2 separate regions of the Mus musculus genome follow, and region 2 is linked to region 1. A link is a contact called in ENCODE Hi-C or POLR2A ChIA-PET data. All regions are on one chromosome and are shown on one strand. Each heading gives the region's core, a stretch centred on a gene start or an enhancer-like site at or near the end of the contact. The rest is flanking DNA. Distances are from core to core; before and after follow the strand shown. Region 1 holds the start of Atmin (ATM interactor). Region 2 holds the start of Gcsh (glycine cleavage system protein H (aminomethyl carrier)).

Region 1 (6,514 bases), core at 1,238-3,737:
AGAGATAAATGAATACATATGGCTTGGCTTCCGCTGCACATGCAGGTCCAGTTATAACCGACCAGCTTCTGTGTACAGTCTTGTGTCTTAGAAGCCAATCCTTGGCGTCGGACATTCGGTGTTTTTAATGAACGATTGGGACTGCATCTGTCCTTCATCCGTGCATGCCCTCTCTCTTCCCGTCTATTAAGTGCAGCAGCTGTGGGCATTTGACAAGTGATAAATATGTGCACGCACACGCAGGAGGCTGCAGGTTGGCCTCAACCCTGGCACGCACAGAAGTGGAGCATGGGTTGACTCTGTAGGCACCTCCTGTCCTTCCTCCCGCTGCTGCTTCTCCTCAGAAGTCCGTCCCTGTGGGATCTCTGTTACACACCCTTGATCACAGAAGAACCAAGAAGCTACCCAACCCCAAACTAGGAGAGTCAGAGGGAAGCTGGAGGCTACTACGCAAGGCTGCATATCTAACGGCCTCTTTGTGTAAAACAACTTCTCTATTATACATATTCCTAATATACATATGCTTCTCGTGATCTTTTATCCATGGCACACTGAAACTGAGCATCACTGATCTGTGAATAAAGATACTGACAAACGCATTATCAGTTCCTTTGGATGAATATACAAATAGTCGTGAAAGGACTAAGTAATACTTATACAGTAATGTGTACAGGCTGTGGGTCATCCGATATGGAACCATTTTAAGTTTTAGCTTGGTCAGACATGTCAGGCGCTTCCCTCGTCCCTCAGTGATCTGAGTATTTGGGCTTTGTGCTGACAAGTTCTCACGTCAACTTGATACAAGCTAGAGTTGTCTGAGAGGAGGGAATCTCAGTTTCAGGAAATGCCTTCCTAATATCAGGCTGCAGGCAAGGGTATTTTCAGGCTGAAGGGTATTTTCTTAATTAGTGATTGATGAGAGAGATGGTCCCATCCCTGGGCTGGTGATCCTGGGTTCTATAAGAAAGCAGGCTGAGCAAGCCAGTAAGCAGCGCCCCTCCATGGCCTCTGCATCAGTTCCTGTCTCCGGATCCCTACCCTGTTTGAGTTCCTGTCCTGACTTCCTCCAGTGATGGGCTACAATCTGGAAGTCTAAGCCAAATAAACCCTTTCCTCCCCCAACTTGCTTTTTGGTCACGGTGTTTTATCACAATAGAAACCCTAACTAAGGCTTAAAGACATTTCCTCCATACATACCTTTTTAAGGGGGAGGGGGGATGGTTTGATTTTATTTGTATGAGTGCTTTGTTTGCATCTGTGTATGTATACCACATTCGTGCCTGGGAACTGGAGTTATGGATGGTTGTAAACCACCATTTGGGTGCTTGGAATCAAACCTGTCTTGTGTAAGAACATTAAGTGCTCTTAACCACAGAGCCATCCCCCTAGCCCCACTAGCTCCCTTTGACCACTCTCCCGACCAGTCAGTCACATACAAAGAAGTCATTCTGCCCACAAGGTTCATGAGTGGCTGAATGGGAACTGCCGAAGCCCTTGCACTTGCTGGGGTATTTATTCTACTTCGTAACTCTCCCTGGTACAGTTGGCAGGAATCTGGACCTGGAATCTGAACAAGAAAGCCTAGCGTCATGCTGAACAATTCTCAAAAATGCCTGCTTCAGAATTCCTGGAGTCTGAGTATGTCCCCAAGGCAAAGGGACTCTGCAGTTGAGCCCATTGGCCCTGTGATACCCAGGTCCAATGTAGTAGGTGGCATGATGACGATAGATGTCGGTTATGAAATGTGACAGACTCAACTTCCCATTCCTGATTTTGGTGTAAAGGAAGGCCCATTGGCAAAGAAATGCAGGTGACCTCTAGACGCTGAAAAAGGCAAGATCCTTGGAAGAACAAGCCCAGCTGACACCTTGCTTTCAGCCGACTAGATCCACCTCAGACTCTTCCCTCTTCAGAGATAAGAGAGAATTAGTCTGTGGGGGCTGGGCTGTAGCTCAGCTGGCAGAGTACACGTCTAAGGCACTGGGTTCAATCTTTAACGCTACCACTAGGCTTAGTAAAACCCCAGGAGTATGGAGGTAGTGGTAAGAGAATAAGGAGTTCAAGGACTCCTTGATTATATGGGGATTCTGAGGCCAGGCGGGGCCTCAAAGAATAAGATAAGTTTGTTTTGTTTTGTTTTTAGTGTGCTACCGATCAAATCCAGGGCCTTAAGCATGCTAATCAAATAGTCTACAATATAAAATTTATTCCTAATAACAATAAATCAACGGTCAAAAAAAAAAGGTTAAACCTGAAAGCATCTCTTTCTCTTCTATCCAGCTGTTGCCTGAGCTCAGGTCCCTAGGAAGTAGAAAGTGTGGGTTCATGGAACCTATCCAATTCACCTGTTCTCCCAGCACATGGGACTTCAACCTCCAACACGCGCTCGCCGCGGCCGGCGGGCGGCGCTGCGGCCACCGACCGGCCGGATGCTAATGAGCCCGGAGGCCCCGCCCCCTGCCGGAAGTGGCTGCGGCGGGGGCGGGCACTGCGAGAGGGGCCTGGCGGCCGTGCGGGAGCCATGGCGGCCACGGAGGCGGCGGCGGCCGATTCTGCGGGTCCGGCCCCGGGTGTCCCGGCCACGCCGGCGAGCACGCGGGGAGCCGCCGCCGCCTCTAGCCCGTGGAGGCCGCCCGAGTCGCGACTGCAAGGCAGCCGGCCGAGACCGGCCAGGGCTCGGGCCGCGGCCCCGGTGCCACCGGCCCGGGAGCTGATCCAGCCGACTGTGAGCGAGCTGTCCCGGGCTGTGCGCACCAATATTCTGTGCACCGTGCGCGGCTGCGGCAAGATCCTGCCCAACAGCCCTGCGCTCAACATGCACCTCGTCAAGAGCCACCGACTGCAGGTGAGCGGGCCGCGGCGGGGACGCGGGCGCGGGGTGTGCGGGGTTTGCGCCGTGCCCTGCCACCTGCGCCCGACCGACCGAGCACGGCGAGAGCGCGGGGGAGCGCGCACAACGCACCGGGCAAGCAGCTTCTCGGTGGCGTGCCCACAACACCTCGGGGAGCCTGCCTGTTTACTCAGGTTCCAAGGATGAGCGACAGGTGATGTCGCCAAGGCACCCAGATGCAACCCCGCAGGCTTTCCGCCCCTCCCACGAAACTGCCGGTGGGTCCTACCTGGTCACTCAAAAGCGGCTGCGGGTTGGGTTGGACTCTGGGCACTTGAGCTGCAAGTTTCACGAGGCTGCTGAGATCAACTCTGCGCAGGAAGGAGAGGGGAGGGAGGTTTCTCCCGTGGATCTGTAAGGAGGAGGTTCACCGGTAGCTGGTATGACGGATGTCTGACCAAGACCTCTCCGTGTTACATAAATGGGGACGGTGGCTTTCAAACCCATGGTATACTCTGGAAGCTTGGGGGAGGAAATCAGATGTTAGGGCCCCCATGCCAGACCTGTTAAGTCACAGCTGCTCAGCTTTTACAGTAGAAAGCTTCCTTTCACCGTCAGATCTCAGTGCCCCCAGTGCTCCAACTGGAAAACGCAAGTCACTGAAAGCAGTTTTGTGCGCCTTTCCCCTGGTCAGATTTGAGTCATTACTTGGAGGGTTGCAGGATCTCTCTGACCTGCAGGTGAATTCACCGTGGGCATCCCCCACCCCCACCCCTGAGAACTCCCCAACTGTAACTTTTAGGTTTTACTCTGTAGTAAGGCCAATAAGTGTAGTAAGGCCAACAAAAGGCAACAGTGATGTCAGGGAAAGGTCAGTCAGGAAATGTCAGCAGGGGCAAGCTGAGGAAGTTCTGTGTAAAGGTTTGAGCCTCGTTCCAGAACACAACTCACTACAGGCTCCAACCTGAAGCTTCCTCTTTCATCCTAAATGTTAAATTCTCTCTTTCTCTCACCATGATTTAGGGGGGTGGAGAGTGAGTGTGCCTGTAATAATTCCATGGCCTAATCCCTCAGCTCCTTACAACTTGCATTCAACAACGGTCACCAGCCTTCAGTGTTGTCCCCCTTGCTGATAGGATAGTTCATGTCCTTGTATAGCCCAAACTATCCTCAAACTCACCATGTAGCTGAGGATAACCTTGAACTCTTGATCCTCCTGCCCTAAATGCTCCTGAAGTCTCCTAAATGCTGAGGCTGCCGGCATGCATCATCATGCCCATTTTTATTCAGTGCTTGGGACCAAACCCAGGTTTTCTAGGCAAGCACTCTTCTGGGCTCCAGCTTCAGCTCCAGCCCCGGGTGATTTCTGATCACAAAACAAAGCTGCTGCTCTGACCAAGGGCATCCTTGGTGTTGGCCACAGTGATTCTAGCCAGCATTTCTTAGCGAAGTGTTTGTTCTTTAATCTGGACCTGCTATTGGGGGAGCACTGTACCCCTACAACTTGGTTCTGCCTTGGAAGCACAGAGATGCCACTGGCTGTGGTGAAGTGGTGTGATAATGTACATTAGATTGGTGCTCACAGCTCAGAAATACACAGGAGGGCAGGTATGACACGTGACAGGAAGAACATGTCTGAGCCAGTACAGGTTTGGTTTGGTTCAGTTCAGTTCTTAGGCGGGGTCTTGCTATGGAACCCTGTCTAGCCTGAGTTCACTCTGTAGACCAGAGTAGCCTAAACTTACTGGGAGTGTTCCTGCCTACCCCCAAGCGCTGGGACTACAGTGTGTGCCACCATGACCTGCTCCAGCAAGTGTGGACATCAGCAGTCAGATGTTTATTCAGATTTGAGTATGTCGGAGTACCAGAGTCCTCTCTGGCCTAGGGCCTGTGTGTCATTCTTCCCAGACTCTTCATCCGCTTTTCAGATTCTCTTATCTAGAGACAGCAGTGAACGGCCTGGCCCACTCCTGAACCCAGATATTGGACAACAGAAAGACGGGCTGTTGGGAGAAGATTCCTGCTTGGTCTCTGGAAGCTTTGTTTAGCAGTATTTAAACTGCCTCAGGGTTTCCTATGGCTGTTGTTTCCCTGTCCGGCAGCTCACTTCCTTGTAGCCTCTGCCTTGGTAACCTCAGGGCCCCACAGCTCCTAAGCATCTGTTGTCTGATGGAAAGGGAGTCTGTTATTTTTTTCTAATGCAGGGGCCTGTGTGACATAGCCATACTTTTGTGGTAAGGCCTCAGAGTCACAGCTATGTGCATCCTCAAGCTAGCCGCTAGCCGCTACCCAGAGGCTTTTCAGTTCAATTCTTGACATGTGTTATCCTCAGAATATTATGAGGAAAGAAGAGAGTGTCATGAGGACACATGGTCCCCAGAAAGAAGGCCCTAGTGTTTGGGGAAACATGATTGATCTCTGCAGCCCCGTATTAGCTGAGTTTCTTCAACTCAATGAGAATTCTCATTGTCTTGGCTACAGCTACTTGAGTGATTCTGATTGCGTTCCTTGTTTCTATTTCCCTGGCTGTGATAGTCTCTCTCCCCTACCAGTTGTTGTATGGTCGTTATGTTCTAATCTACCCCGCAGCCTGATAATACTCAAGCCCTTCGGAAGCACGGCCAATCAGGCCGAGGGATTGCAGGCCGCCTTTGGTTTGATGCGGCTTCTCAAAATAAATGGCCATGTCCCACGCCCTGAAAGGAAGTGTGGACATGTCATCAGCCAGCCGCGCCTGCAGTGGGCTCAGCAGAGAGCGATGATGCAGTGGAGAGAGAGCTAAAATGATCCAGAGGAAGAGTGGGAGGAAGTAGGAGCTGCCTGGCTGCTGGAGAGGCATTTGAAAGCAGGGCAGGCAGGGCGCAGGGGGGCACTTCCAGAACCTGTTAGCAAAGCCCCGCCAGCATAGTGATCCTGTGTTCTGCTTCAGACAGGGGTATGTGGCCAGCGACTTAGAAAGGTTGCGGCAAGCTGCTCCGTAAACCATCTCTTATGACGAATACTGACTTCCGGTTTAGAGTGGGCTCCTCGGGTGCTTTCGGCTAGGGCCGTGAGGTGCTAGGCAGCTTCTGCCACCATCTTTATGGTCTTCTTGACTCTGCTCTTCAGCCACACACCCTTTGCCCTCCCTTTTCTGCTCTTTAAAGTATTTTTATTTTCTCATTTGTGTGTGTGTGTGTGTGTGTGTGTGTGTGTGTGCATGTCAAAAGCATGGATGCTTACCAAGGCCAGAAGCCAGCACTGGGTCCCCTGGAGCTGGAGTTACTGGTGGATGTGAGCTTCCAGCTGCCACATGGGTGCTAGACACCGAACTCTGCACGATCAGCAAATGCTCTTGACCACCAAGCCACCTCCCCGGCCCCTCCTCCTTCTGTCCGGGGCTCTTTTCCAGGCTTGTTTTTTGGAGGCTTAGTTCTGTGGTGCTAAAGATGGAACCCGGGGACTCACTCCTGCTGGCAAGTGCTTAACCCTGAGCTACACCCTTGGTCCCCACCATCTTAGTTTTGGGGACCGTCTTCTCTTCTGCAGATTCTTGAAACATTTAAATATTGTTATTTAAATTCATTACTTTTTTTTTTTTTTTTTTTTTTGGTTTTTGGAGACAGGGTTTGTCTGTATAGCCCTGGTTGTCCTGGAACTCACTTTGTAGACCAGGCTGGCCTCGAACTCAGAAATCCGCCTGCC
Region 2 (6,362 bases), core at 217-2,716, 50 kb after region 1:
ACTGCTAATATGTCAAGCTGCAGGTGACAGGACGACTTCCCAGTAACTCTGAGGTAGCTATTGCCTCGCCTCCACTGTTCTAATGCAGGGCACTGGGGTTCTGAGAAGTTGAGAGACTGTGCCCGAGACCACACAGCTCTAAGAGGAAAAACCAGAATTGAATAATGTCTGTGTTTCAACAAGCACAAGGCTCTGCACCCTGCATAATAAGTGTGCACAATTCTGCCAGTTCAAAGAGGGTAAAAATGAAAAGAACCTGAGTAGTTAAGCAGACCGTGGGAATTGACACATTAGGCAATATTTAACCAAATACCTGGAACTCAGTATGTAGCTCCAGCTGCCCTCGGCCTCACAGCGATCCTCCACCTCAGCAGTGCTGACACGGTTACCGGTGGAAGCCACCCACCATGCCTGGTTTGAAACGGACTGCTTATTTGAGCATTTCTTTACCCTTGTACTCCAGTCAATAACGGTCTGGTGTGTGAAAAACTGGAGAAATTTTAGCAAGAAAGGAAGAAACGTGGCACTCCACACCGAGGAATAACGTGATCAACATTTTGAGTTCCACAGATTTCTGACCCACGGCACTCGCTGAGAGCAGCCGTTCCGATTTGTGCTGCCTGAGTAAGGTCTCCACTACTTGCACATAAAACTGTTTCCCAGCTAACTGTGCAAACGCGTACAATGGGCAGGTCTCCCAGCTATTTCCAGTCCGTCAAACCAGGCTCGTTTGAACCCCAGTACACATCAATGACTCAGACGTTAGAACTTTTCCTGCTGTCTGTAGTTCACAGCTAAAGCTTCCTCACTACGCTTGATTTTGCGGGGGGCGGGGGAGAGAGTAAAAAGCTTATTTCTGTTACTCTGACTTTTCATTCATCTGTATATGCATTCTGCTAAATTTTAGTATGTGTTTCTGCTTAACTTCACTTCGCAGTTCCTCGTAAACAAACTGCTGTTAGGTTCCACAGCAAACCTAAGTGCTCCCCACATTTAGGATCTCGGTGCACCTAAAAGCAAGCTCAGCCCGGCACGAGTGGCCGGTTTACCTGCGGGTCCAGCCGTCCTTCCCTCCCAGCTCCACCTTTCTACCCCGGGTTCAAAGTTTGCTCCTGTACTCTCCCGCCTACTTAGGGAGAAAGGCCGCAGAACCAGGATCCCAAGAGCGAGAAGCGTGGGTAGGGCTATAGGTCGGTCCGGCCAGGAGGCTTGGGAGTAGGGCGGGCAGGAGCGGTGACCACGTGCCCTGCACTTACCCGACAGCAAAGCAGATCCGGTGCGCAGTGAGCGGACGGCGGCGGCGCTCGGTACACAGGGCCGCGGCGAGCAGAAGGTCAGGGCGGTGCGCAGGCTGTAGGCCACAACCCGCAAGCTCCTCGACACTTGCAGCGACATGGTCAGAGGTCCGGAGGGTAACTGCGCTTCGCCTCCGCCACCGGGCCGGTGGGGACGGGGTGGGTCCAGAGTAAGCGGAGCACCCAGGCCCGGGGGCGGAGCCCGGGAGAGGCGCGCTCTGATTGGACATCTTGAAGGTTCCACTTCGGATAGGACAACCCGCGCGAGGGGCGTGTGCATGTGGAGGCGCTGAGGCCCGGATGGGGCTGTGTGAGAGGCGCAGATTGGCTGGGCAGGGAGGAGGCGGGGCCTCACTGGAGGGCGGAGAGTAGAATCTTGCGAATAGAAGCTCCAAGTCCGCAATCTAGGAGTTGCCCTGAACTGCATCGCTGCAGGGGCCAGAGAAAGATTCCAGCAAGGATGGTTTTGCTGGGCTAACGCAGTCTCATGCCACTAAGCCAAAAAGTCCTACGGAAGATGAGGTGCCGCCAGGCCCTTAAAGCACACAGTTACGCCTAACTGCACAAGGTCACCCCCATGGGATTCATTTAAGACCGTTCTAGGCATCAAACCCTGTTTCAAAGAAAGAAAGAGGGAGGGAGGGAGGAAAGAAAAAGGACAGAAAGAGAAAAGGGAGCCGGGCGTGGTGGCGCACGCCTTTAATCCCAGCACTCGGGAGGCAGAGGCAGGCGGATTTCCGAGTAAGGAGTTGTCCATCCTCGGAGTTATCAAGTCAGGGACCTCCATTCCTTATGTTCACTGTCAAGGGAAATGGGTTGGCACCACCAAGACAAAACAGGATTTACCCTGAGGTGGCTGCAGATGTCCTTGGAGAGGGAGAGAAGGCTCCCTGAAAAGGCTCAGTGTCCCTTAGCCAAGAGAAAAGCGTAGGATGTACTGGGGGCAGGGAACCCAGAGTCTGTACAGTGGATGAGGGGAAGGGCGGAACAATATATACTAGAAGCTGTACCAGACATTCAAGCCAAACTAGGGCTGCTGGTGGCAAGGAAGTAGCAGTTAGATAAAAACTCTGGTAGATGACAAAGGTGGTGAGCTTCCATGATGGCCAGCTTCATCTACACCCCCCTGAGCTGAGACAAAAGCCCGGTACCTTAAAAACGGGTGGTACCTTTTAAAATGGGCTGTTTCTTCTCCTGCCAGCCCAGCCAGCCTCCTGCTCAGGGACTGGCTCAAGTAGTTCAAGGCCACATCAGGACCGGCTTACACTTGTAGGCCAGCCAGTGATCCTGTCTTTTCTTTAAACTGACCAGCCCTATAGGGAAGACTCTACAGAGCCAGCAAACAAACAAAGCAACCCAACCCTCAAGAAGAGATTCCAGCCTGGTAGCTGCATGCAGCTTTAATCCTAGCACTCAGGGACAGATCTCTGAATTCAATGTCAGCCTGGTCTATAGTGAGTTCCAGAACAGCCAGGGCTATACCAGACAACCAGAGGAACTCTGTCTCCGAAAACCAAAGATAGATAGATAGATAGATAGATAGATAGATAGATAGATAGATGATGGATGGATGGATAGATAGATAGATTAAACATTTATATATATTAAAAAAAGAGAGACAGAGAGACAGCCGGGGCGTGGTGGCGCACACCTTTAATCCCAGCACTTGGGAGGCAGAGGCAGGTGAATTTCTGAGTTCAAGGCCAGCCTGGTCTACAAAGTGAGTTCCAGGACAGCCAGGACTATACAGAGAAACCCTGTCTCGAAAAACCAAAAACCAAAAACAAACAAACAAAAAAAAAACATAGAGGGTTGATATCTGCCCAGTTCTAGTGCTTTAAGGCTTATTATAAATATAAAGGTTTTATGTCTTTTATTTGGGAACTAGCGGATCTATGGTGGGGTAGAAACCCCCAATTAATATTTACCGAAACAATCCGATGCCTCTGCCTCCTGAGTGCTGGGATTAAAGGTGTGTGCCACCAACCACTAATGCTCTTCTGTTCTTTAAACCTATCAGTTTGTCATTCTTGGTCCCAGCAAGTTAGCAGGATACCTATTAGCATTTAGAAGTCTTGAGAACCACTCAAAGACAACCGCCAATAACCAAAGCAATGAATTAATTGTTCCGTAGAGAATGTTCTTTTCCATTTTATTTCAAGGAGAAAATACATCAGAACCAACAAGCTTGTACACTATTAGATATGTATCTATTGTGACTATTTTACCAGTTGGGTTGCAGAATTCCTCTATAGACAGCAAAGCCAGTACTCCAGTGGGACGCCAGAGTGACCAGCAAGTGCGGGGCCAGAAGCTCTGGCCTTCCCCATCCCCCACCTGTGGATAAACAGTTTAAACCCGGGACAAAGCTTGTGCTGGCTGAGGAGCCAGAGCCTGGGGGGGCAACTCTGGCTGCTCACTGCTGCTCCAAGTCTCCTCCCTTTTACATCTGATGCCCAGAAAGCTGAGGATTTTCACCAGGAGCAAGTCCGCAATCTCTCCTTCCTCCCACAGCTGCAAGAAGAAAGGACTAGGTGATATATCCGGAACCATCCTAAGATATTGTTTGGTCCAGGAGATGAGGCTAGGGCTTGGCGATAGAGCACACCTCTAGGATGCTCCAGGCTCTGGGTTTTGTCCTCAGCACCACAAAGCAAACAAAAATAGCCTCCCCCCACCCCCCCACCCCCCGCCTGCCTAAAGTCACTAGGCTTGGGATGTCCTTCTACTGGGGCTCTAGCTCCACTGGGGAAGGGCAGGCCTATGCTTCCTGCTATCTGCAGTGGGCCCTCTTCCTCTGCTGAGCATGTCTGAGCTGTCCTGGACTTGATATCCCAAACTGGACAAAGAAAGCCTCAGCTGGTTACTGCATCTGAACTTAAGCACCAGACATCTTTCAGAGGTGACTGTCACCCACCTCACTCAACCTTGCTATGTTCTCTTCCCCTGTCACTATTACCCTTCTGCTTGCCCCACTCATCCCTCAGTCCAGCCCAGCATGGGAGGGACTGGGATTCCTGGGGAATAAGAAACTAAACAGGTGTTTCTCAGTATGCCTTTCACATACTTAACCATAAATGATTGATTTAGATAGATAGATAGATAGATAGATAGATAGATAGATAGATAGATAGATAGAACTTTAAAAGAAAAAGGTATGGCTCTGCAAACCTGTAATCCCAGCCCTTAGAGGTGAAGACAGGAGAATGTTAAGTTCAAATCCAGCCTGAGCTGTATTTCAAGATCCTGTCTCATTGATAAACAAAGCAAAGCAAAAATACATTGTAGGAAATAAGACCAGCAGCTTAGACTTAAGGCTGTACACAGGGCCACACAGACATGGGGCCACAGGCCTGTAATCCCAGTACTTGGGAGGCAGAGACAGAAGGATAAGGAGTTCAAGGCCAGCCTGATGATACTCATGAGATCTTGTCTAAAACAAACAGCAGAACTGTACGTCTATTCTCAAGAAAGCCAGACTATTGGATTAGGGAGTCACACTGCTCCTGCATAACACCTCTTAACCAATCCTGTCAACAATGACCCTGATCTCCAATGTGGTCCGTTATGGAAATAATAGAGCTTAGTTAGAACTCTGACCTGCTTGGTTAGAGGACAATAACTCAATCCATAATAATCATAACTCTCCCTCCAAAAAGGTCCTCAGACTATGAAAATATGGGCAATACTCAATTACAAAAGATTCTGTGGACCGGGTGTGCGGCGAATGCCTTTGTTTCCATCACTAAGGAGGCAGAGGCTGTTTAACCTGTGTGGTAAAGACCAACCTGATTTACAGAGGATGAGTTACCAATGGCAGATACTACAGCATGGATAAGCCTCAAAAATACCATCCTCAGGCTGGAGAGACGGCTCAGCAGCTAAGAGTACTTGCTCCTCTTGCTGAGGACCGAGGTTCGATTCCTAGTACCCACACTGGACAGATCACAACCATCTGTAACTCCAGTTCCTGGAAATTCTACAGAACTTTCTGGCCTTCACAGGAACTGCATGCAGGTGGTGCACATATAAACACATAGGTACACACACACATACACAGGAATTTTTTTTTTATTTAAAAAAATAGCAAGTTAAAAAATTGGTTGTCCTAAGAGAAAGCAGCCAGATGGAAAAAATGCATGCAGGTGCAAACACACACACACACACACACAATCTCATTTATGTGAAGACTAGGTCAAAGGAGTTCACCTGGTCAGACTTTTGCTCCTCGCTGAAGGCCACCAGAATGACAGAGATAAACAGATTCAGTACCACAAATGTCATAAAAACTATGCAGGACCCAATGAGGAGGGAGCCAAGAATTGGGCTGTAGTCCAGGACCTGCAGGGACAAAAGCCAGTCATTCCCCATTCCCTCAGCAGCAAGTCAGGGTGTCTGAGCTGAGCAGAGTGGGGACAGTGTCCTCTGTCTGGAGTGGGAAGCATGGCCTGAGCTCCCCAGAGCTGCCCCAGAAGGGTATGGGCTGCATCCCGGCCCAACCCTGCTTCCTCTAAAAGCAGGCACCATATCTAGCCAGGACTGGGCATGTCTACAGCTCAGCATGGCCCTCCAGTGGCTCTGATAGTTCTTCTGTAAGCAGGAGCCCCCAGAGTAGGCTGTCTAAGGGTAGTAGCCCCATGCTTGCCAGGCACTGCATTCAAGCTGTCATAGGGGAAGGTGAGCAGGCACTGATTTTTCAAAGTTTCATGCAGATTTGACACAGATTGTAGTGGCCACAACCCCCCTTACCTCTTCATAGTTGAAGATCCCCAGCTGAAGGCTGACCATTGTTTCTGCTGCATCAAAGAGGGTTTTATAGGAACGGAGTTTCCAACCAAATACTAAATTTGACTGTCATGGAAAGAGTATTCGTGAACAGGGTAAGAAAGCACAAAGTGTCCCCCTGGCCCCCACCCCCATTCCCGCCACCCCTCCAGTTCTGATGTTTGAGACACTTGGTCTGGCCATATTGTGGGCACCTATGTGATCATATAAGTGAATATTTTTACACACTCAGTTCAAGATGAGATGTGGGTCTGTCCATGCATGACTATATATGAATTGTGA

The links. Hi-C counts contacts between places; a loop is a spot of excess contacts on that map. ChIA-PET counts read pairs that join two places held with the same protein, here RNA polymerase II (POLR2A).
Region 2: POLR2A ChIA-PET joins it to region 1 with 28 read pairs in embryonic stem cell. The contact joins the promoter of Gcsh here to the promoter of Atmin in region 1. A Hi-C loop is called at or near these places in 4 of 37 maps with a recorded cell type or tissue (heart and mouse trophoblast stem cell). POLR2A ChIA-PET finds 5 or more read pairs at or near these places in 4 of 5 experiments (Patski and embryonic stem cell).

Annotation. Positions count from the first base shown.
Region 1 is chr8:116,940,906-116,947,419 of GRCm38, forward strand. Atmin (ATM interactor) reads left to right here and starts at 2,488. Exons shown (of 4, transcript NM_177700.4): 1 at 2,488-2,845. The coding sequence starts at 2,522. Cenpn (centromere protein N) reads left to right here. Exons shown (of 12, transcript NM_028131.3): 12 at 1-598. The coding sequence ends at 12. It also overlaps a transcript of Cmc2 not described here.
Region 2 is chr8:116,992,032-116,998,393 of GRCm38, forward strand. It overlaps Gcsh (glycine cleavage system protein H (aminomethyl carrier)), which reads right to left and starts at 1,467. Exons shown (of 5, transcript NM_026572.4): 1 at 1,257-1,467. The coding sequence starts at 1,395. Pkd1l2 (polycystic kidney disease 1 like 2) reads right to left here. Exons shown (of 43, transcript NM_029686.4): 41 at 6,045-6,146; 42 at 5,505-5,636; 43 at 3,648-3,809. The coding sequence ends at 3,648.